Regions from separate parts of the Homo sapiens genome. Here region 2 is linked to region 1. Evidence: chromatin loops called from intact Hi-C (ENCODE). Cell type or tissue: mammary epithelial cell. All regions are shown on one strand. Each heading gives the region's core, and the rest is flanking DNA. Links, peaks and the distances in the headings are about the cores only. Region 1 overlaps ARHGAP28 (Rho GTPase activating protein 28). Region 2 overlaps LAMA1 (laminin subunit alpha 1).

Region 1 (13,513 bases), core at 3,146-11,145:
GATAATATTTAAGCCCATTTGTAGAAGAAATCTTGTATATACTATTATTACACCTTGATATCTATACAAAACATCACTTGTATTAAAATATATAGATAACTTTCTGGCATTTAGAATTTTGTTCCATTCATTTAATTTGTTCATCTGAGAATTTTTTTTTTTGCCTGAAAACCCATTAAAAGAAAACGTGCCTTCTGTATAAGTTTATGTTTATTCCTACATTTTATTCATTTTTAATGTATGGGTAATTGGTGGCACATGACTTTACATAATGACTTTCTAGACTCTGAAAAAAATGCTTTTATCATTTTTGCAATTCAGACAAGGGTAAACATTTTACTTTATGTAATTGCCACATCCCAAGATGTAAAACGGCAGTAATTTATGACCACGTATGGAAGAAATTCTTCAAATAGCTACCTTACATTTCTGCGTATATATGAAAACTGAATGATATTTCTCAGTGTATTTCCTTGCATTTGAATGGTTCAATTCTGTTGTGTTTATGTAGAAAATTCACAAATCTGTTCATTTAATTTTTTAATTTGAGAATTTTTATTTCTTTTGACTGAAAACACATTAGAACCTATGAGTAAATTCTGAAGGTTTTAAGATTTACTTCAGCTTGTCACCAGTTTCAAATAAATCCCTAATAGGTAACAAGTAAAATACAAATTCTTGTCTACTTTCATGTGGTTTTAAATGGCAGGGACTTCGCTGAGTCAGTAAGTATAATCACTCTAGTTTATTCAAGGATGTGTGGCAACTTTCAACTTCCATACGTATATATGTATGTATGGAAGGCCATGTCAATACTAGTATCATTGGATATAACTTTGATTCTTAATCAGAGGGCAAATTCATTAGAGAAGAATTTTTAGTAGATACACAGACTAATATTTGTGTGGAGGTTCTTTTGACCAATTTTATTCCTAAGAATAAACAAACCCCTACAGTTAAAATGCAAAGATGCCTGTCATCTAAGTATTGAAAGAATTTTTGCCTTATCAAGAGTTGTTTTTTAAAAATTTAATAAATTCATAAAAAAGACTCATATCTTTGCAAACAAAAGAAGGGCAGATACTGGGCTTCTACATGCTATCCTTAAGAGCTTCTCCCCCTCACCCATTCCTAGTGCTCTTGGTATACACTTGGGAAAATAATGTCCTCCAGGAGAAAGTGTTAGAGGGAACTAACATTTTAGGAATGCTTATTCAGAAAAAAATCCTAGAGTTGATTCATTGTTTTCCTCCATCCTGCAAAAGAAGATCCCTTTGTTAAGCAGCTCACTTGGAAATATGATTCTTGGAGTCAATGATCTCTAAACAAACTGGATTATCAACTATTTACAACGTCTATACAGTATAAACTACCTCACTTGCCTTTCTTGGGAAAAAAAAAATGAATGGACTTTAACAATTGTTGTTACAAACTGTGCCTGAATCTTATTATTTAAATCACTTCAGTTAGCTTTCAGTGTATGTTTAATAATATACATTTAATGATGAAAAATATTTTCAGCAAAGCTTTAAAACCAGAAATACTGTGTAACTGTGATCTATGTGGTATACTCTGAGAGAATTCTGTGTCCTGCTCATTGTCTTGAGTTTCTAACCATGTGCAGATGCAAGCGTTCAGGAGTAGGAATTAATGTCCATCTTTTCTTTCAGGCATTTTCATCTGCTGTCCACGTATTTCACTTGACTGAAAGCTCATATGAGTTAAAATGTCCCTTCTTCCTAGCGAGCATATTTCAACTGTTCTTCATAAATGTTTATGTGCCTTAAAAGACTTTATGTTAAAGGATTAAATAGTTTCTCTGACAGGCAGTTTTTAACTGTTTTCCACAAATAAAAATAATATGTCATGGGATTAAAATGTTTGTTTTCAAGCATTTTTAACAGTTTTACACACTTACATACACCTTAATTAAAAATTTTTTTCTGTCAGACATTTACCAACTATTTTCTAAAACTAATTTGACAAATCATGACACTAGAAAACGCCAATGTTTTATGTCTTTGCCCATCTCAAAAGCTAATATTGATTCTTCTGTTCCATCAGCTTTCATTGTTAAGTAGAATATGTATGTTGCATTTTATCCATAAGAAATAAAGAGAAAAAAACTAAAAACATTGTATGAGAATTCTTCTACTTCACTATTCCAAGGGCACAGTGATGCTAGGGATGATTTTGCCTTAAGGAAATATTTGGCAATACCTGGAAACCGATGTTGTTTCCAAATGTTCTTGTTTTTGAAGAGTAACTTATCAGTTTTTCAGCACCGGGGCGTGAGAGGATGCTGCCAGCCTCTGATGGGTGAGAAGCCAGGGATGCTGCTGATCCCGCTCCAGTGCACAGGACAGCCCTGCAACATAGAATTATCCAGCCTGGGCCTGGCGCGGTGGCTCACACCTGTAATCCAGCACTTAGGGAGGGCGAGGTGGGCAGATCACCTGAGGTCAGGAGTTTGAGACCAGCCTGGCCAACATGGTGAAACCTCATCTATAGTAAAAATACAAAAATTAGCCAGGCACAGTGGCATTTGCCTGTAATCCCAGCTACTTGGGAGGCTGAGGCAGGAGAATCACTTGAACCCAGGAGGCGGAGGTTGCAGTGTGCCAAGGTGGCACCACTGTACTCTAGCCTGGAAGAAAGAGCAAGACTCTGTCAAAAAAAAAAAAAAAGAAGAATTATTCAGTAGTGCCAAGATTGAATAAACGTGCCCTGAGATAACAAATAAGGTAAGAGTGTCTGTTTTTCCTATTTTTATTTAACACTGTACAGGAGATCCTATCTAGCGCTGTAAGTCAAGAAAAAGAAAAGGCAAAAAGTGTTGAAAGGAAGAAGTATGAAACTGTTTAATTTGCAGATGATATGACTATATGATTATGTAAAGAAAGCCATAAGTAATCAATAGTTACAATTACTAGAAGTAATAAGTACATTTAGCAGCTTCACAAGGCACAAGGTCAATCACAAAAATCAGTTGTGTTCCATGTATTAGCTATAAAGACAGCTGGGAAAGAAAATTATAAAAGCAATACCACTTACAATAGCATCAACAAATATAAAATATAGAAAAATAAATTTAGAGCAAGATAAGCAGGGCCTAATTACTGAAAACTACAAACATTGCCAAGGGAAATTAAATATGAACTCAGTAAATGGAAGGATAGTCCACGTTCCTGTATTGCAATATTCAATGTTGTTAAGGCATGCATTCTCCCCCAAATGGACCTGTAGACACAACGAAATCCAAATCAGAATTCCAGGAGTCTTTTTTTGTTGTAGAAATTGAGAAGCTGATTTTAAAATGCATACGGAAATTCAAAGGACTTAGAATAATCAAAGAGTCTTGAGAAAGTACGATAAATTTGAAGGACTTATATTACTTGTTTCCAGACTTATTACAAAGCTACAGTTATCAGTACAGTGTGGTATTGGTGTAAGGATAAGCAGAAGGATCACTGGAACAGACTAGAGTTAAGAAATAGACGCATACATACATAGTTGATTTTTCACAAACTGCCAAGGCAATTCAGTGGGGAATGGAAATTCTCTTTAAAATACAGTGCTGTGATTCCCGGGTGTGATGATTAACTTTAGGTGTCAGGTTGACTGGACTGAGGAATGCCTAGTTGCCTGGTGATGCACTGTCTCTGGGTATTTCTGTTAGGCTGTTTCTAGAGGAGACTCGCCTGTGAGTCAGTGAACTGAGAGAAGCCCCACCCTCAATATGGGTGGGCACAATTCAATGGGCTGGAGGTTTGGCTGGGACAAACAGGTGGAAGAAAGGGGAATTCTCTGCTGTCTCCTCTCTGTTCTCTCTCTCCCTTCCAGAGACAGATGCCTTTTTTCCTTCTGCCCTACCAGACTCCAGGTTCTTCAGGTTTGGACTCTGTGACTTGCACCACAAGACTCCCGAGGGGCTCTCAGACTTTAGGTCTCAGACTTGGGGCTGCTTCCAGAATGAGCCGAGCTATGGGTTTCTCTGGTCTTCAGCTTGCAGATTCCCCTATGGTGGGAATTTTCCACCTCTCGTTGATTTTGGGAGCCAATTCCCCTGAATAAATCCCTTCCCATATATATGATTGGTTCTCTCTGGAGTACTCTGACTAATACACCGGGACATCCCTTTGGGAAAAAAAAAAACCATGATGAACCTGGACTTCTATTTCACAAAAGTACAATATATGCAAGTTAGATCACAGGCTTTAATGTGAAAGCTAAAAGTATAGTCTTCCAGAAGAAGACTGGGGAGGTTATCTTTATGACTTTGAAGTAAGTAATATTCCTCAGACAACGTTGCAAGACATCTTCTCAATTCCAAAGTTCTCTTCAAAATATTATTTCTTTGACAACAACACATGCAAACAGATGGAAGAGAATCAGGAGTTGGGGCAACGCAGGGCCCTTGGATATGTCATTTATCTCTGCCACCATAAATCATACTTTCTCTCAATACCTACAGACGGGGGTAAGCAGTGAGGAGAATTGGTAGGGGTATGATTTTGAAAGATTTTACCGTATGTGTACTCTTACAATGTGTTTATGAACTTGTACCTAATGATAATTCATTCTGAGCTTTGCTCTTCCATCTCGTAACATTTTTATCACTGTGCAGGTGCAAGCCTGTGCTACAGTGTAGACTCCACCACCCCAGGGCACCAATCCAATCACATAACAATCTGCATGTATAAGTACCAAAATCGGTACTACCATACCCATCAGTAATAGTCCGCCAATTCTCCAATCTAAAAATCTATTGCCTAACAGGGTTGTGGAAGCTATTTTCTGCTTCCATAAATCTTTCAATGCTGCAACTTTTTGTTTTCGAACAGTAACAGTTCGGTTTCAACAACAGCTATTTTGCAAATGGTTACCAACATGATCCAGTTCTAACAAGTAATCCACAGTTATTCTGTTGTCAATTACATGATCAGTTACAGTATTTCTAACCCTACAACTCTTGACTCAGTAATGAAATCATTCATGAAGTATGATTTAGTGATGCAGATGATAAGCACAAAATATGCTGCGCATAAACAGTTAGCATCCCTCTACATTAATTTGACAAGTTAACGTCACCCCACGCCATTTTGCCAACGGTTGTAAGCAAAAGGATTCATAAATGATAAAGAATCCCGGGATGCTATTCTTAGCCACCTCTATTTGAAGAAGAATATGAATTTACAAGTCTGGAGAGTTTCCTTGGTCACAACACCAAATAGCAGTCACTTGTTCATCTTTTGAACACGCTGTGATGTCATGCAGAGATTTCAAAGTGCACTTCCGGGAGTAAGGCAGGGCCAAGCACAGTTGTTGTCCTCAGCAGTTTACAGAGGGATGAGTCTGGGGAGTTAATCTCGGTGGTCTTTCTGTGCCTACCGGAGCTAGAACCAGAACTCTATGTCAATACATTGCGCTACCCAACCAGTTGAGGAGAAGTCTTTTCTGTTTCAGGACAGAAAGGTTACAAAGACCATAGTTTGAAAAGATACATCCTAAGATCGGCCATTCTTTTCCTAAAAGCAATGCTCTCAAGCAAACATTTCATGTCACCAGGTTCCCAGGGGAAAGGAGGTAGACAGCCTGCAGTTAGATTTTCACAGAGATAGAGAAAAGATTATGTTAACCTTTTATGCAGTCCTTCCACCATGTGATGTAGGTTCAATCCACTTAACATACAAATATGCAAAGTGATATATATATGAGAACCAGCATTTGACTTTTTCTATGGGACAGTAATCTCCCTTTCACCTCTTGACCAATCCAATTACTTAATGTCCAAGTAATCTTAATACGACTCCAATATTTTTATCCTGGGAATTATGGGCGTAGTTACATCAAATAACAGCATGACAATGTTTAACATATCAAATTATAGTACAGCTAATTTTTTTGGTTTTCAAGCCATGTTTCATTTTTATTTTAAAAAATAAATCTGGTGGTGTATATTTAAGGTGTTCAACACGATATTATGTATCTAGTGAAATGGTTACTAGAGTACAACAGATTAATATATCCATCATCTCACATAGTTACCCGTTTTTCCATTTTTCCGTTTTTCCGCCTTGTGGCAAGAGCAGCTATGATCTACTGATTTTGCAAAAATCCTTAACACAACACACTATAGAAACGACAGTCCCGATGTTGTTCATTAGATCTTTTGATTTGTTCCTCCTACATACTTGCTACTCTGTATCCTTTGACCTAAAAGGGGACGCGTGCTAACCTGGAGACAGCATAATTATTGCTCAGTTTAGCAAGTATTCCCTTTTAAACATTCCAATTTAGCACGTTTCAAACTGGATTTTTAAATCTTTATGCCCAAATCCGTTCCACCCACATTAAAAAAAAAAAAAATCTCAGTTAACAGTGGCTTTTTCAGTTTCTCAAGTCAGAAATCTTGGAGTCCCCTTGACGACTTTCTTCTTGTCACATCCCACACCAGCCCCTTAGCAAGTGCGGGGTGACCCAGTTCAAGGCACTGTCATGAACACAGGATGACCAGGTTCTTCTGGCTTGCACTTGCAAACCTTTAGACGATCACTTTTTGCCTCTTAAACAGCTTTCTTACTATATATTCTGCTTTCCCGGTATTCGTCGCTAGACGGCAGCAGAGGATTTTGATTGGATTCCAAACTGGTTGGTTAAAGCAGCCTGAGCAGCTCAGAGGGAGGTTGTGGTTGTGTGTTGTGGTGCTGGTGTGTGGTTGTGGTTGTGGTGTTGTGTGGTTGTGGTTATGTGTGGTTGTGTGTGGTTCTGGTGTGTGGTGGTGGTGTGTGGTTGTGTGTGGTTGTGGCAGTGTGGGGTTGGTGGTGTGTGGTTGTGGAGGTGTGTGGTGTGGTTGTGGTAGTGTGTGGTGGTGGTGGCGTGTGGTTGTGGCGGTGTGTGGTTGTGTCGTCCTTGCTGTTGCCTTACTTGTCTTGGAACTCTTCAGCAGGCAGAGGAGAGAGAGGTTCTTCAGACCGTCCTCATACCTGGGGACTAGTGGGTGGCTGTGCGGCCGGAGGCTTTAAAGCTTTGTCTTGCATCCGCGGGCCACGCTGGAGGTCGGGCGCCCGCAACCCTGCGCCAGGCCGTCCTGGGCTTGCCGACGCTCGGCCCCTGCAGCTCCATCCGCCCGCGGGCTGCCTTTGCTTTGCCTCCCTGTGTGGCTGGGAACCAGCGGGGCGGGTGCCATCGTCCGGCCTCACCCCCTACCCTGGGTCCTGCACGTGGGCACTGCGGGCTTCTGGGCCACCTCCGCCCTTGCAGCGCAGAGGGCCCCGTGGTCTTCGTCAGCGCTCAGTCAAGGTGAGTAGGGCAGGCAGTCTTTTCTTGAGTCTCTTCGTTTCTGACACCTGTAAACAAAGGTGAACCCTAAAGAGCCACTCCTTCAAGAGGCACCCAGATGGCCAGCTGGGCCTACATTTTGAATAGAGCCACGCAGCCATCTGCAGTTGACTAGAGGTCACCCTGAGTCCCCAGACCACCCGCACTTCTGCTGTACTTTGCCACACGCTGCGCTCACCTGAACCAGCCAAGGAGATCTCAGCTGTATCAACCAATCAACCAGAGCTCAGCTGTATTGACCAATCACAACTAGGCAAGTTTGAATCTTTTATTTGCATAAATGAACATGATTGGGCACCTGGGCAGGCACTGTCACTATAAAACCAGAGCCCTCCCTTTGTACTTTGGAATGTACCTTCCTTTAAGGCTGTATCTCCCAGGTTTGCAAACTGTTCACTGGAATAAGCCTCTTTCCTCCAAATTCCTTTTCAAACGACTTTTGTTCACAAACCCCGCACAAACAGCTTCATCCCATAGGGTTAATTTACTTCCCTGGATATAGCTCCTGACTTTGGCACAGAATGGCCCTGAATGATAACTAAGCCCATGCACCCCATGCACTATCTCTATCCTTTCTCTTTCTTGGCGGATCCAAATGCTAGGTTTGGAAGAGTAATGGCAATTGTCATCCTATGGTAATATTTCCTGCCCTGTTACTGGTATTTTTTCTGTTCCATAGCTAAGAAAGCTGTCATTCCTAGTTAATTGATGGCTTCAAGGGCATATTTAGGAGGTTATCTATTCCTACCTTCTTGACTAGGAAATGCCTGCTGTCCCCTTCTGGCCATCCTGGAAGGTTCTGGCCCTGAGCTGGGTTGCAATCTCTTCCACTAGATCAACTTGGAACCCTGCTGGCATTATCTCAGTTCCAAAGACATCTACAAAATGTTGTTTGACAGCAAAGCACACAGCAGATGGAAAAGAATCAGGAGCTCCAGGGAAGCTGGAGGCTCTATTAGACACATTTCTCTCTTCTTCCCAGCAGTAAATTACACCTTCTCTGACCAGAAAGAAGTTGGAAAGGGATACATGGGAGGGGACACCTTTGAAAAATTTATCTGAATTTTGCCAACTAACAATCACTTGCATAGTCTTCCAGGCAATGACATCTTATTTATGACCTTTTATGTTATATAACACATACAGCTCATTTTCGGTAGTTGCTCTGCATTTGCATAACATTTCTATCACTGCATAGCAGTGAGCTTTGCTATAGTCCTGAGCTCCATTTCCTTAGACATTGGAAACAGGCTTCTCTACCACACAGTTCTGTGTCACTACAATAGGACCACAAAAACCTTAGCCATAGAAGGAAATCATTGATAAATTGGATCCATACAATTTAATATTTTTGCTCAGTCAATAAACTGTTAAAGGAAAGCTATAGATTAGGTGAAGAATGTGTGTGTTTGTGTGTGTGTGTGTGTATAATTCACAGAATATGTAAAGAACTCTAACAAATCACTGATTTTAAAAAGATAATTTTTTAATGGACAAAAGACTTGAACACTTCACAAAAGTATAGAAATAGACAACATGCATAAAAAGATACTCAACATCATCAGTCATCAGAGAAATGCAAATTAAACCACCAGGTGATAGCACTATGCAACCACAAGAATACTCAACATTGGCTGGGCACGGTGGCTCATGCCTGTAATCCCAGCACTTTGGGAGGCTGAGGCAGGTGCATCACAAGGTCAGGAGATCAAGACCATCTTGGCTAACATGGTGAAACCTCGTCTCTACTAAAAACACAAAAAATTAGCTGGGCGTGGTGGTGGGTGCCTGTAGTCCCAGCTACTTGGGAGGCCGAGGCAGGAGAATCACTTCAATCCGGGAGGCAGAGGTTGCAGTGAGCCGAGATTGCACCACTGCACTCCAGCCTGGGTGACAGAGCGAGACTCGGTCTCCAGAAAAAAAAAAAAAAAAAAAAAAACCATGCTCAACATTAAAAAGAGACATAATACCAAGTGTTGGCAAGGAATACAACAACTGGCGTTCTCATACATTGCTGTTGGGAGTATAAAGTAGCAGAACTACTTTGGAAAACTGGCAATATAGTATAAACATAACCATGTACCTACCCTATAACCTAGAAATCAACTCCTAAGATATTACCCAAGAGAAATTAAAACACATCCACACAAATACTTGTGCAAGAATGTCCACTGAAGTTTTATTCATAACACACAAAACTTGGAAAAGGGTTAAATACACTTGGTTAATTCATATAACGGAGTACTACTCAACAATAAAATAAAATGAATTTAGAGCACATGCAACAATATGAATTTCAAAAACATGTTGCATGCAAAAAGTCAAACATGAGTCCATACTGACAAAGGTTTTCTTTGACCTAACTCCAGTGAGGCCCTCTAAGCCCTCAAAGCTTAAACTTTAGACTGTCCTTGGTTCATTTAGGTGAGTTACAATCTTGTTGGGTCAGTTTATCGAAAATCCCCCACCATTGTTATCTGATCAAATTCCACACCCCCCACTCTTCATATCTTCCCATACTGGCCTGCCTTGAGCAAAGATCCTGTTGAGCTCCTCTAACAAAAACCTCCCTAGCTTTGATGTTTCCTCTTAGTAACTTTCCATCCACTGAGCCCCACCCTGCTCCTTGGCTAGAAACCCCCAGTTGTCCTTGTTGTGTTCAGAGTGGAGCCAAACCTTTCTTCCCTACTGCAAAACCCCATTATGGAGGTCCCCCATGTTAAAATCTGCCTTATCATCTTTAATGAGTGTCATGAATAATTTTTCTTTAACAATGCATGATTCCACTTACATGAAATTCAACAGCAGGAAAAACTAATCTATGGAGATATACATTAGAAAAGTGGGTCGCTTGGAGCAGGGGCCGACTGGAAATGGGCATGGGGTAATTCCCCTGGGCTCTCCATGATCAGGCCCAACCTACTTTGTCCTTTTTCCTCTCCCATTGCTGCACAGCAGGGTCCCTCTGCTTCAGTCAAGAGGTTAGATCTGCCATGCCTTCACCACCCACCCATCCCCACAGTCTCATCCCCACAGTGACAGCACTTTGTGAACTGGGCTGCTCTACCACAAAGGCTGCCAGCACACATTCTGCAGAGCCTGGTTACAGATGGCATCTTAACAGATGCCCATATCATTCACTCCATCCCACTGTACAAGTTAGCCCTTCATTTTGTAGTGTTTTAAGGTTAAAAACACATATGCCTCTTGATCCTTGCAATTTTAATAAAGCACTCTCTCCATTTTCACCTCAACATCCAGTCCAGGTGAAAGGTAACAATTGATAAATATCTGTTGATGAATGTTCAACATTTAATCATGTATCACTCCTAAATAGCATGAATCATGTTAAGACAGCTGCATGGACAGACCAAATGGGAAAGGAATGCCTTATTGTAGAAGGCCTATTTGTTGGACCCTATTCTCCAGGTCCAAGAAGTCTTTGTCTTTGACACAAAATGAAGTTACTCCTGGCCCACTTGTGGTACTTCTATGGACTTATTCAAGGGGTTGACAAACTTTAGAAAGGCCTAAAGAAATTGTAATTGAATACAACTTCCTTCTTTCATTGTTCTGCTCCTTCTGAAATGTAGGGGACTGCCACTCACTAGCATCCTTTGTCCGGAACACATTCCCACTCCGGGAACTTAAGAGGAAACAGCCGGCCTGCATGCAATGTCAGGGTAAATTGAGAACATCACTGTCTTAGTCCATATGTGTTGCTCTAAAGGAATACCTGAGGCTGGGTAATTTATAAAAATAGGTTTATTTGACTCGTGGTTCTGCTGGCAACAGCATCTACTTCTGGTGAGGGCTTCCAGGAGTTTCCACTCATGGCAGAAGGGGAGCCAGTGTGTGCAGACATTACATGATGAGACAGGAAGCAAGAGAGACAGAGGGGAGATGCCAGGCTCTCTTTAATAACCAGCTCTGGAGGGAACTGATTATGTGAGAACTCACTCATTGCCATGAGAACAGCACCAAGCCGTTCATGAGTGATCCACCCCCATGACCCAAACACCTTCCACCAGGCCCCACCTCCAACACTGGGGACTAAATTTCAACATGAGGTTTGGAGGGTCAAATATTCAAACTATAGCATCAGCCAAAATTATAGCTGCAGGGAAATTAGAAGAAAAACTGGCAAGATGAAGAAAGATTTAGTGGAATATAACACATTAGAGAATAAAAAGGGGAGTCTATAGGGTGCAATTATAGTTGATTGTATGTTTTTGCATAATTGGTTTGTTCAATTAACTGTTATGGGAATTTTACTGAGGATTTTAACATCTGAATACAATAGTTGAAAGTGTTCTCTAAGTGTCTAACAATTTCCTTACCTTGTTTGGGAGTCAGGATTATAACAGCCTTGATAAATGTGTAGGGAAGCTTTCTTCTTGCCTTTCGGGAAAAAGCGCATTAAGTATTTGAGGGGTTGAAGGGAGGGGCTCCAAAGGGCATGGGGAAATTTTCAGGGGTAATGGGTATATTCCTTATCTTCAGTGTGCTGATGGTTGCAGGGGTATATACAAATGCCCAAACGCATAAATTGTACACTTTAAATATTCAAGTTTATTGTATGTCAATTATACTTCAATAAAGCTTTTTTTTTTTTTAAACCCTCACAATTTAGTTCTGGGCTCTGTGCTTGGGCTCTTGAAATTCGGTGGCAGTGGCCTGAATCCCCATGCCCACTGTGACAGAGCAGGAGCACCATCCTCTCGGACAAACACCGCCACTTTAAGTGCCAGCTCCCTTTCCAGCCTCATGCATTTCAAGAAAATCACTTCTCTTCTAACAACAAGCAGACAGAAAGAGCAGACAGTAAAACATAGATGAGACAGCTCAGGCACAGAGGGAGGTGGGGGGAAAGTCTCTTGGGTAATTGCCAAACTTCACCCTCATACATTGGGCCCCAGTATAACAGTGGGCCTTAATAAGCACATTCTTTCCCTTCAGGTGCACTAAGATAGGGAAGCTAAAAGCAGACCTGGGGGTATGCCTGCAGCTGCAGGAAGATGTATGGAAACAGACACACAACTCCCTCCCAGATAAGCACACCTAAAGAGACACAGAAGCAGTCCAAGCCTCTGATAAACTCTCCCACCCTGAATCCTTAAAAACTCTTAGTCTGTAAGAGAGCATGCCTCTGATCTAACTCAGCCAGAAGCCACTCTTGGGTTTGTTTTCTTTAAAATAAACCTGTCCTCGACCATCAAGCCATTGTGTTTCTTTCCTCTTTCTTTAATTCTTACACACTGGAGCCTAGGGAAAGGATCATTCTCTGCCCACTTCCATTACCTGAGAAAAGAACGCCAGAAAAAGAAGCCATGGGGAAAACATTAAGATTTGTAGCCAGGCATGGCAGCTGATGCCTGTAATGCCAGCACTTAGGGGGGTTGAGGTAGAGGATTGTTTGAGGCCAGGAGTTTGAGACCAGCCTGGGCAACATAGTGAGACCCTGTCTCTACAAAAAAAGTTTTTAAATAAATTATCTGGGCCTGGGGGCAAGTACCTGTAGTCCCAGCTGCTTAGGAGGCGGAGACGGGAAGATCCCTCGAGCTCAGTACAGCTCAGGCTGTAGTGAGCTATGATGGCACCACTGCATTCCAGACTGGGTGACAGAGCAAGACCCTGTCTCAAAAAAAAAAAAAAAAAGATTTGTAGACTTTTGTAGACTGTCAAGAGGGACATCAAAAATGTCTCCTGTGAGGCCGGGCATGGTAGCTTACATCTGTAATCCCAAGCACTTTGAGAAGCCACCGCGGGAGGATTACTTGAGCCCAGGAGTTCGAGATCAGCCTAGGCAAGATAGACTTTGTCTCTACAAATAAAAATAATTAGCCAGGCATGGTGGTGCAGGCCTGTGGCCCCAGCTCCTCAGGGGACTGAGGCAGGAGGATTGCTTGAGCAGTCCTCAGGCAGTGGAGGCACCAGTGACCTGTGGTAACAACACTGCACTCCAGCCTGGGCGACAGAGTGAGACCCTGTCTCAAAAGAAAATAAATAAAACAGAATGTCTCCTGTGTAAAATGACAACTTCCAGTAGAACAATTATAGGAAAGATACAGGATCTTTCTGTTCTTTCCACAGTATCTCAGATTTCAGACCGCCCAAGATTCCTCTAGCTAATGACTTCACAGTTGGTAACAGCGAGTTAACTTCACAATGT
Region 2 (8,000 bases), core at 1-8,000, 74 kb after region 1:
AGGCCCTCGATGTCTCCGACTGTCCAAATTCCACCTGCCCATCTTTTATGGAATGGGTCTCAAATGGTACTTCCTTTTGTTCTGGGTGGGAAAATAATAGGGTTTAGACTCAAACAGATTCAGGTTTGTGGTCAGGTTTCATATTGTCCCGGGGGCTTAACATAGGGCAAGTTACTTATATTCCCTGGGCCTCAGTTTCCTCAACTGGGTTCTCCCCTACTTGGAAAGACTGAGATGATCACAGAACACAATGTGAGAAGAGAAGCCAGCACTCTCCTGGCACAGAGGAGGGGCTCCACAGACAGCTGCTCACGCCCATCTCCCAGGACCACGTCCTCCTCTCATTCCCCCTGCGCAAGGCCTTTAGATCCTAGTTCTCTCAGAGCCCTTTCCAGGCCCTATTATTCTAGTAATTAGATTACTAGTCCTCTCTCCAAACTCCATCCAACTGTAAGCACCTCCTTTTGTTTTTCACCTAACAAATCAACAACGTCAAAAATTATGCTCTATGATGAAAAAAGACACATACCCAACCCTCTAGTGTGTTGCTGGTGGCAGTGAACATTGTTTTTAAAAAATATAAAAAAAAAATTATTTGGAAGTGCATGTTAGGAATCCTCAAAACACAAATTCTTTGACTAAATAATTCCACTTCTTCTTCTTTTTTTTTTTTTTTTTTTGAGACGGAGTCTTGCTCTGTCGCCCAGGCTGGAGTGCAGTGGCATGATCTCAGTTCACTGCAACCTCCGCTACCCAGGTTCAAGCAATTCTCCTGCCTCAGCCTCCCGAGTAGCTGAGATTACAGGCATCTACCACCATGCCCAGCTAATTTTTGTATTTTTAGTAGAGACGGGTTTTGCCTTGTTGGCCAGGCTGGTTTTGAACTCCTGATCCCAGATGATCTGCCCGCCTCAGCCTCCCAAAGTGCTGGGATTACATGCGTGAGCCACCACGCCCAGCCAATAATTCTACTTCTTAATATCTACCCTGAAAATAATCTGAAATACAGAAAAAGAAGAGATATATACAGTATAAATAAATATTTGATATTTCAATATAGAAAAAGATATAAAACATTTGAATAAGAAGTCCCTCACAACATAATTTAAAATAGCAAAATATTAAAGTTTAAATATCTCACATGACTATATCATTTCATTAGATTATAGTTTAGATAGTAACGTCCAGAGTAGAGTTTTAATAAAGTATCATGTAACTATTTATAACAGCACTTCAGACATTCATTACAACCTGCAGAGAGACAGCCTGTGCTAGTATATCAAGTAATACCTGTGTGGAAATGCTAAGATAAAAGCTGGAAAGGAAACTCCAAACTCCTTGTGACTGTATGTAAGAATGCTTTGTGATCTCTGTGTCACTTCACATCGTGGGTTTCAATGTAACTATACTTTTTTATATAACTAAGCTCAATTATTCTGGCATAACATTGACCTGTCTTAGAGTTCATGGTATGGGTGGCCACCAACGATTTTTTTCTATGAGAGTTTACTGCCTTATCCTTGATCTACAGTACCATGAGGCTATGCTGTTTGTGCTAAGTGGAAACATCCCGGAATCACAGAAAAGGACAGAAGCTACCGCATGATAGCACAAAGATAGATTACACTGACTGCACAGATTACACCTTTCTATATTTGGAGGGGTCAGTACCCATCTCTTCATTTACTTGACCACAGGGCCCCTTCTCCTCTCTTAGGATATTTCATTTCCAGTGAGCACTTTTCTTCCACGATGCCTCCTTCTCCTTTGGAGATAGCGTGCAAGTTTCTCTCTCTACTTGGTTGCATTGCACACAGTAATTAGAAACTTACTTGAGTTCAAGGGTGGCATTTTGGTGCAACTGTGTGAAGTCTCTTATCTGCATGATTTCTAGCAAAGATGTACCATTCTGTTGCATGTTCTGAAGAGTAGAATTGGGTAGTAGGAAATCTTCATCCAAAGTCTGATTTAAAGTTGTCTTTTCCATAATTTCTATGGAGAAAATTCATCAATTATTTAATAAGCCTCTCAAAAGTGGCTAGTACCAAGTGAAGAACTTAGAAACTTCTCTGCTGAGGACTGCTCTGTTTACCTAAGCTGAGTTGGACCTCCATGTCAGGCCAGGCCACCTGGCATATCCCAGTGTACTCTGCACATCCCCTAACTAAACATTCATGAACTTGGGATTACTGGTCTATTTCAAAGTCTTCTCATGCACCAATAAACTCCCTAAAGGCAAGGACATGGTGTCAACCTCAGCATTTCCTTGTACCTGGCAGAGACATCTGCACATGAAAAATAAATGTTCTCAATAAATATTTACTGCATAAATAAACCACCAATGCTTGATCCTACTTTTTTTATTAAGTATACTTTGTTCTAATAATTTCCTTACCTTTTGCCCTATAAAGTCTGATTTTTATTGGATTCTGTACTTTTTAAGCCCTTACACTATAATATAAAAAGAAGAGCGATCATATGTTTCTGGTAGCCAGAAAACTGAAAATAGTATGCTAAAAGCCACAGCACACCCAACTGAGAAGTGATTAAATTATTCTAATGTGATGGATATACTTGGTACCTAACTGAAGTCCCAAATCCTGTCAGCTCCTATTCTGGGCAAATGGATGGAGAGCTACCATACTAACTTTACCATAACAGGGCTTGAGAATTAGGATCTAAGTTTTAGGCATAATGCAGAAAATAAAAAAAGAAATATGCATTTTTTTAAAGCTAAAACTCTCAGTCAAAGACTAAAGTTTGCACATCTCAGGATCCCCAAACTATTCCAGCCCCTCTGGTTCCGGAAACCCGATGCAAGAGATATACATCTATTCATATGTTTAATAAAGCAATGGTGACTTCTTACTAGATAAGCACAGATACTTCAAACTAGACACTGCCCACACTACCTGTGATGCTCATCTGCAGCCTCTCAATGGCTATGGCCAGGTCTTGACTCTCCTTGAAGATTCTCTCAGTTGCCCTATTCACCTTTTGGGTACTCGCTAACATCCTAGTGAGCTGGTGGAAAAATAAAGTCTCAGGTTAGTTTGACTTTAAGTAATTAGTTTGACTTTAAATAATACGCAAGTTGTAATATTCCACTGTTGCCGCTTATAAGCAACAACATATATTCCAGAATATAGAGTAAAGATGAGCATTATCATGCAAGCCGAGCTTAATATTTTGGGGTTAGAAATGGACTAAGTAGTTAATGAAATAATTTACAACTCACTCAGCATAAGAAAAGATGGGTATGTTTTTAAAAGCAGGCTAATTGTGTATTAAACTACAGATTCTCCTAGTGGCTATACTGTGAGGGCCCTCGATTCACTTTAAAACCCAAATATACAGAATATAGAAAGTAAACCTTACTGATTTGTATGGCCTATGAGATGTTAGTCTCTAGGAGTTAAGAACACGGAGTCAGGCAAGCTGATTTTAGACCTGATTCTCCAGGCTGTGGACAGGCCCAGACATCTCCAAGCATTGTCTGTAACACTTGGGAAACAGCAACGCTTACCTCCCAGGGCTGCTACGAGAACTACACAAGACGAGAGCCAGGAAGTCAGCAGCCCAGAGGCTGACACTTAGCTGTCCTCAGCTGTTATTTCTACTGGGATTTTTACTCTTTGTTAAAGGAAAGGTTGTTTGTAATTTCCAAGAATGTAGAGTAACCCAGTCTGAGTTTGGTGTTTTCTAGTCAAGACCAAAGAGAATAACGGATACAGAGAATTTATTTTAATCAGCCTATTTCCAACCAAATGTTTGCTTGATGAGGTACTTAAACCCAAACTTAAACCCTTCAACTCTTTCCAAAACATCGTTAATTCTAAATTAACAGGAGCCAAACTATACTTCCTAGGGTGATGTTTGTGTATGTGTGCATGTGTTGATGGAGATTAGACATCCATATGTATAGATACACCATCACAGTACAGACACACACACACACACACACACACACATACAAAATTCATAAATGAAAAAACAGTAAATTTGACAATAATCCTTCCTCACCATCTGCAGAAGGGGAGATTCTTTTTTAGGTCACTAAATGCCATTCCTCTGGCACAGGCTAAACAGAATAAATAATTCCCTGATGACAGAAAAACAAGCTCACTTGCCATTCAGGGCCCTAAAATCAGAACCACCCCAGCCTGAAGCCTGAAGTTTGCACAGATGCCTCATCATGAGGTCTGTGCCCTCCCTGCTCCACCCAGCAAGCTGCAGAGAGCATTACTGATGTTCAGTCCGTGCTTTTGGGCTCACCGTGTACTTCGTTACTGAATGAATTTAGGAGAAGGAAGAAACCTCAGCAATCTTTTCATCCCCGCCCCACCTTTGTTTCAGAGGAGAAAATGAAAGTCAGAGCCAAGAGACTGCCCAACTCTGTCCTCAGCAGAGATGACAACAGACATTAAGTCGGGAGCCTTTTCCCACTAAACCACAGAAACTGGCAGGGTCAAAACCAATTTGATGATTAAGTACCTGGAGCACAGCTCGTGGGAGGAAGAGGCTGGCATGATCTAATCAGAACCTTCCAGACAGCCCCAAGGCAACTGCTCAGGAGGGCTGATGGGAGGGACCAGGAGGAAGGTTGGTTGGTTATGGAAAGAATTTACCTTCTTTTGCAGGTTGTCCGTTTCTTCTGCAACACCTTCAAGCTTAATTTTTCCCAGGTCCTTTTGCATATTTTCTTTTAATAAAGATTCCTAGGAAGAATGGAGGAAACAAATTACAATGCTTCGAAGTAAAATGTTCTGATTCTTAACTAAGAAGCACTTGCATTTCTTTTTTGTTCACAGAAAGAAATTCTTCTTTCCTTGGAACTGTCATTTTAAAAAAAAATGGATCACATTTACTTAGGTTTCGATTATAGCGACATGATTCTACACTGCCATCCTTTGCATTATATTTCTGATATAGATATAAATTTAAAATCTGTTGTGTTCAGCAGAATCTGATACTGCTGCAATTCTCAGATAAAAGTCTGGCTTTATCTCAATAGCAGAGTCACACAAATTTAACTATAATTGCAACACCTAAGAAAAAAATGCCTTTTAGGCTAAACTACAAAAGAATTCAATAAAGAAAGACTTTATAAATACTAAAAATAAAGAAAAATAAAGTGCTTAATTTATGCCAACAGCCTTCTAATTTCTTGTATAATTTTATTTCAACCTTAAAACTTGATGAATACTTTACATAAACACAAAAAGTTATTTAAAGAAAACGGACAAGTGGTTTATTTAGAGCAAATCATTCAAAATGAGTTAAAATTTAAATCAAATATTTGTCTTATTTGATATATATAAAATAGTTATATCCCTGGGACCAAGACTGGCAGATATTATACTGATCGTGTATATAGTGATTGGAAAAAAAAGTTAAATATTCTTTTTTTTATAGAGGTAAAAGCTCTCATTTTTCAAAAACACTTTGTGACGTTTGAGGAAAGTATAACATAAAAACATCTCTTAGAGGTCCCTAACCTTTCTGAACTACCATTATAGAGAAAAGACCACTGCAAATCAAGACGGATTCAAGAACCAGCCCCATCCCAGCGCACACATAAACACACGCACACACCTAAGGAAGTCCTAAGTTTGAGGAAAACTCTTATCTAAGAAAAGGCATTTAGGAATGGCCATCCCTTTTATTGCTACCTGGTGCACTGCATAGATTATGTCAAATTCTAACGCATATATAAAGCAAAATTTAAGAATCACACTGTTTTCCAATTAGAATTAAAAGTAGGTCGGGCGTGGTAGCTCATGCCTATAATCCCAGAAATTTGAGAGGTCAAGGTGGGAGGTTCTCTTGAGCTTAGGAGTTCAAGACCAGCCTGCACAACATAGTGAGAGCTCATCTCTATTAAAAATAAAAATAAAAGAACTAGCCAGGCATGGTGGTGTGTGCCTGTAGTCTCAGCTACTTGGGAGGCTAAGGCAGGAGGATCCCTTGAGCTATGGAGGTTAAGGCTGCAGTGGGCCATGACTGCGCCACTGCATGCCAACCTGGGTGACTGAGGGAGACCCTGTCTCAAAAAAATAATAAAATAAATAAATAAGATAATAAAAATAAATAAGTGCTATAGTAGGATGCTGTCTACTAAGTTAATTTCTTAACTCCTCACCCTTTTTTGACCCAGGCTCTGTTGATGAAAACATAAAACTATGATTTACTGCCAGACATTTAATGTAGCCTTCCAGGGAGGAGAGATTTTGTGCCCTGCAACTTTAGTGCAGTGAAGAATAATACACTTTAAAAATAATATACCTTAAAGAAGATACTGTTCAGATTTATTTTCTGCTTTTCTTCTCTTTTTCTTTTTCTTTTTCTTTTTCTGAGATGGAGTCTTGCTCTGTCGCCAGGCTGGAGTGCAGTGGTGTGATCTCGGCTCACTGCAACCTCCACCTCCCAGGTTCAAGCAATTCTCCTGCCTCAGCCTCCCAGGTAGCTGGGACTACAGGCACGCGCCACCACATCCAGCTAATTTTTGTATTTTTGGTAGAGATGGGGTTTCACCACGTTGGCCAGGATGGTCTCGATCTCTTGACCTCGTGATCCACCCGCCTTGGCCCCCCAAAGTGCTGGGATGCTGGGATTACAGGTGTGAGCCACCGTGCCTGGCCTATTTTCTGCTTTTCTAATAGGGCAGCTGTTTGCAAATACCCAAAGTTGTCTTACAGAAGAGCAAGTGGACTTGGCCTTATCCCAAAAGGCAGAATGAGGGCCACAGAGGGCAGCATTGATGAGGAGTCCTCCAGAGAGCACTGAAATGATGAGAGCTGTCCCACCGTGAAACAAGCTAGCGTGTGAGATAAGTAAGTAAGTGCCTGTCACTGGTCACAGTCAAGGAAAGACTGGACACCTGCCCGCAGGGGCTGATGGAAGTTGGGCTCTCACAATGTGGGGAGGACACATGGAATGACTCCCACCATTCCCAATGACTATATCCCTTAATGATACAAGTGTCTGTTCATCTCTGTATTTCCAGTACCTACCTGGAGATATTTAGTTGTATTTTCCAGGTTTGACAAAATTCCATATGGGACAGGGATAATGCCAGTGAGGTTCAGAGAAAGAACGGCATCACCAATCTCATCCAAGTCATTCAGCAGCACACCTACACACTCATCATCACAGGCTACAAGACAAATTTTTAAAAAGGAGAGTTAAAGTTAATGCGATGTGGTCTGCCCATTTTTTCATGGAGTTGCGCAAGTTGTTTTGTGAAAATGACACATGCGGTCAGAGTACACTCCAAGACCCCGTGCACCACATCTGATCTCATTCTCACTCCAACTGTGCCATGGGTGGCACGGCAGGAAGTGCTAGGCCCCTATTCAATGATGACGCCAAGACTCAGATCAGATAAGTAACTTCCCAGAGGTCACACAGAAAGAAACAGCTGAGGCCAAGAGTGGCGCCCAGTAAGCAAAAGGGTCTTTGCTTACTAAGTGATAAGGTGGTAAGAGAGTTGAAACAACTATGAGCAAGCATGAAAAACAGCAGGGGGAAGAGGGGTGAACACACGCTGACGAAAAGAACTTTATTGACTGTAATGAAAGGCGAGGAAGGCAAGCCAGGGAAGCAAAGGCAAGGAAGTAAGGCAGAACTGGAGAACGGATGCACCTAAAGACAGGCAGGGAGTTATGGCACACATTTCATTCTTCTGCCCCCATCTTTATGCTGCCTGGCTCATCTTTAACTAGGACCCACTGCACTGAATCCCAGCATTCCCTTCCACAGCCTGCTCTGTCACCTCCTCAGGCAGTTTGCAAATGCATCTTTCACAAGTACAAGTGAAGGACACTGGAGAGAATAGTGGGGGTGTTTGTGCTTATAACCCACACAAAAGTCAAAGCAAAAAAGACCTCCAATGCCATGGTCCTAACAGGCCTCCCTATCTTCCCCATTAACCCCTGAGAAGACATCCCAAGCTGACTATCTCATGCACTTGCTGGTAGAATAAATCAGAACTGGAAAAA

What was found. A loop is a pair of places that touch in the nucleus more often than their neighbours do. Peaks named below come from ENCODE experiments on the same cell type or tissue, not always from the same donor. Only the 100,000 strongest peaks of a DNase experiment are listed, where the experiment ranks them.
Region 2: it touches region 1 in a loop (10-fold over the local background); 27 of 110 quality-filtered maps call a loop at or near these places.

What each region holds. Positions count from the first base shown.
Region 1 is chr18:6,913,584-6,927,096 of GRCh38, forward strand. ARHGAP28 (Rho GTPase activating protein 28) reads left to right here. Exons shown (of 18, transcript NM_001366230.1): 18 at 1-2,133. LINC00668 (long intergenic non-protein coding RNA 668) reads right to left here. Exons shown (of 7, transcript NR_034100.1): 4 at 13,074-13,513; 5 at 12,857-12,975; 6 at 12,489-12,642; 7 at 11,891-12,135. It also overlaps the pseudogene SCML2P1. Among named protein-coding and RNA genes, the nearest start is that of LINC00668, 9.5 kb to the right of the region's middle. In mammary epithelial cell, for the core only: a CTCF peak has its summit at 6,622; DNase peaks (open chromatin) are centred at 3,688 and 6,638.
Region 2 is chr18:6,990,729-6,998,728 of GRCh38, forward strand. LAMA1 (laminin subunit alpha 1) reads right to left here. Exons shown (of 63, transcript NM_005559.4): 33 at 7,014-7,156; 34 at 4,629-4,718; 35 at 2,913-3,024; 36 at 1,833-1,992. Among named protein-coding and RNA genes, the nearest start is that of LINC00668, 65 kb to the left of the region's middle. In mammary epithelial cell, for the core only: no CTCF peak of the experiment used is centred there; DNase peaks (open chromatin) are centred at 3,513 and 4,463; H3K27ac peaks cover 2,785 bases.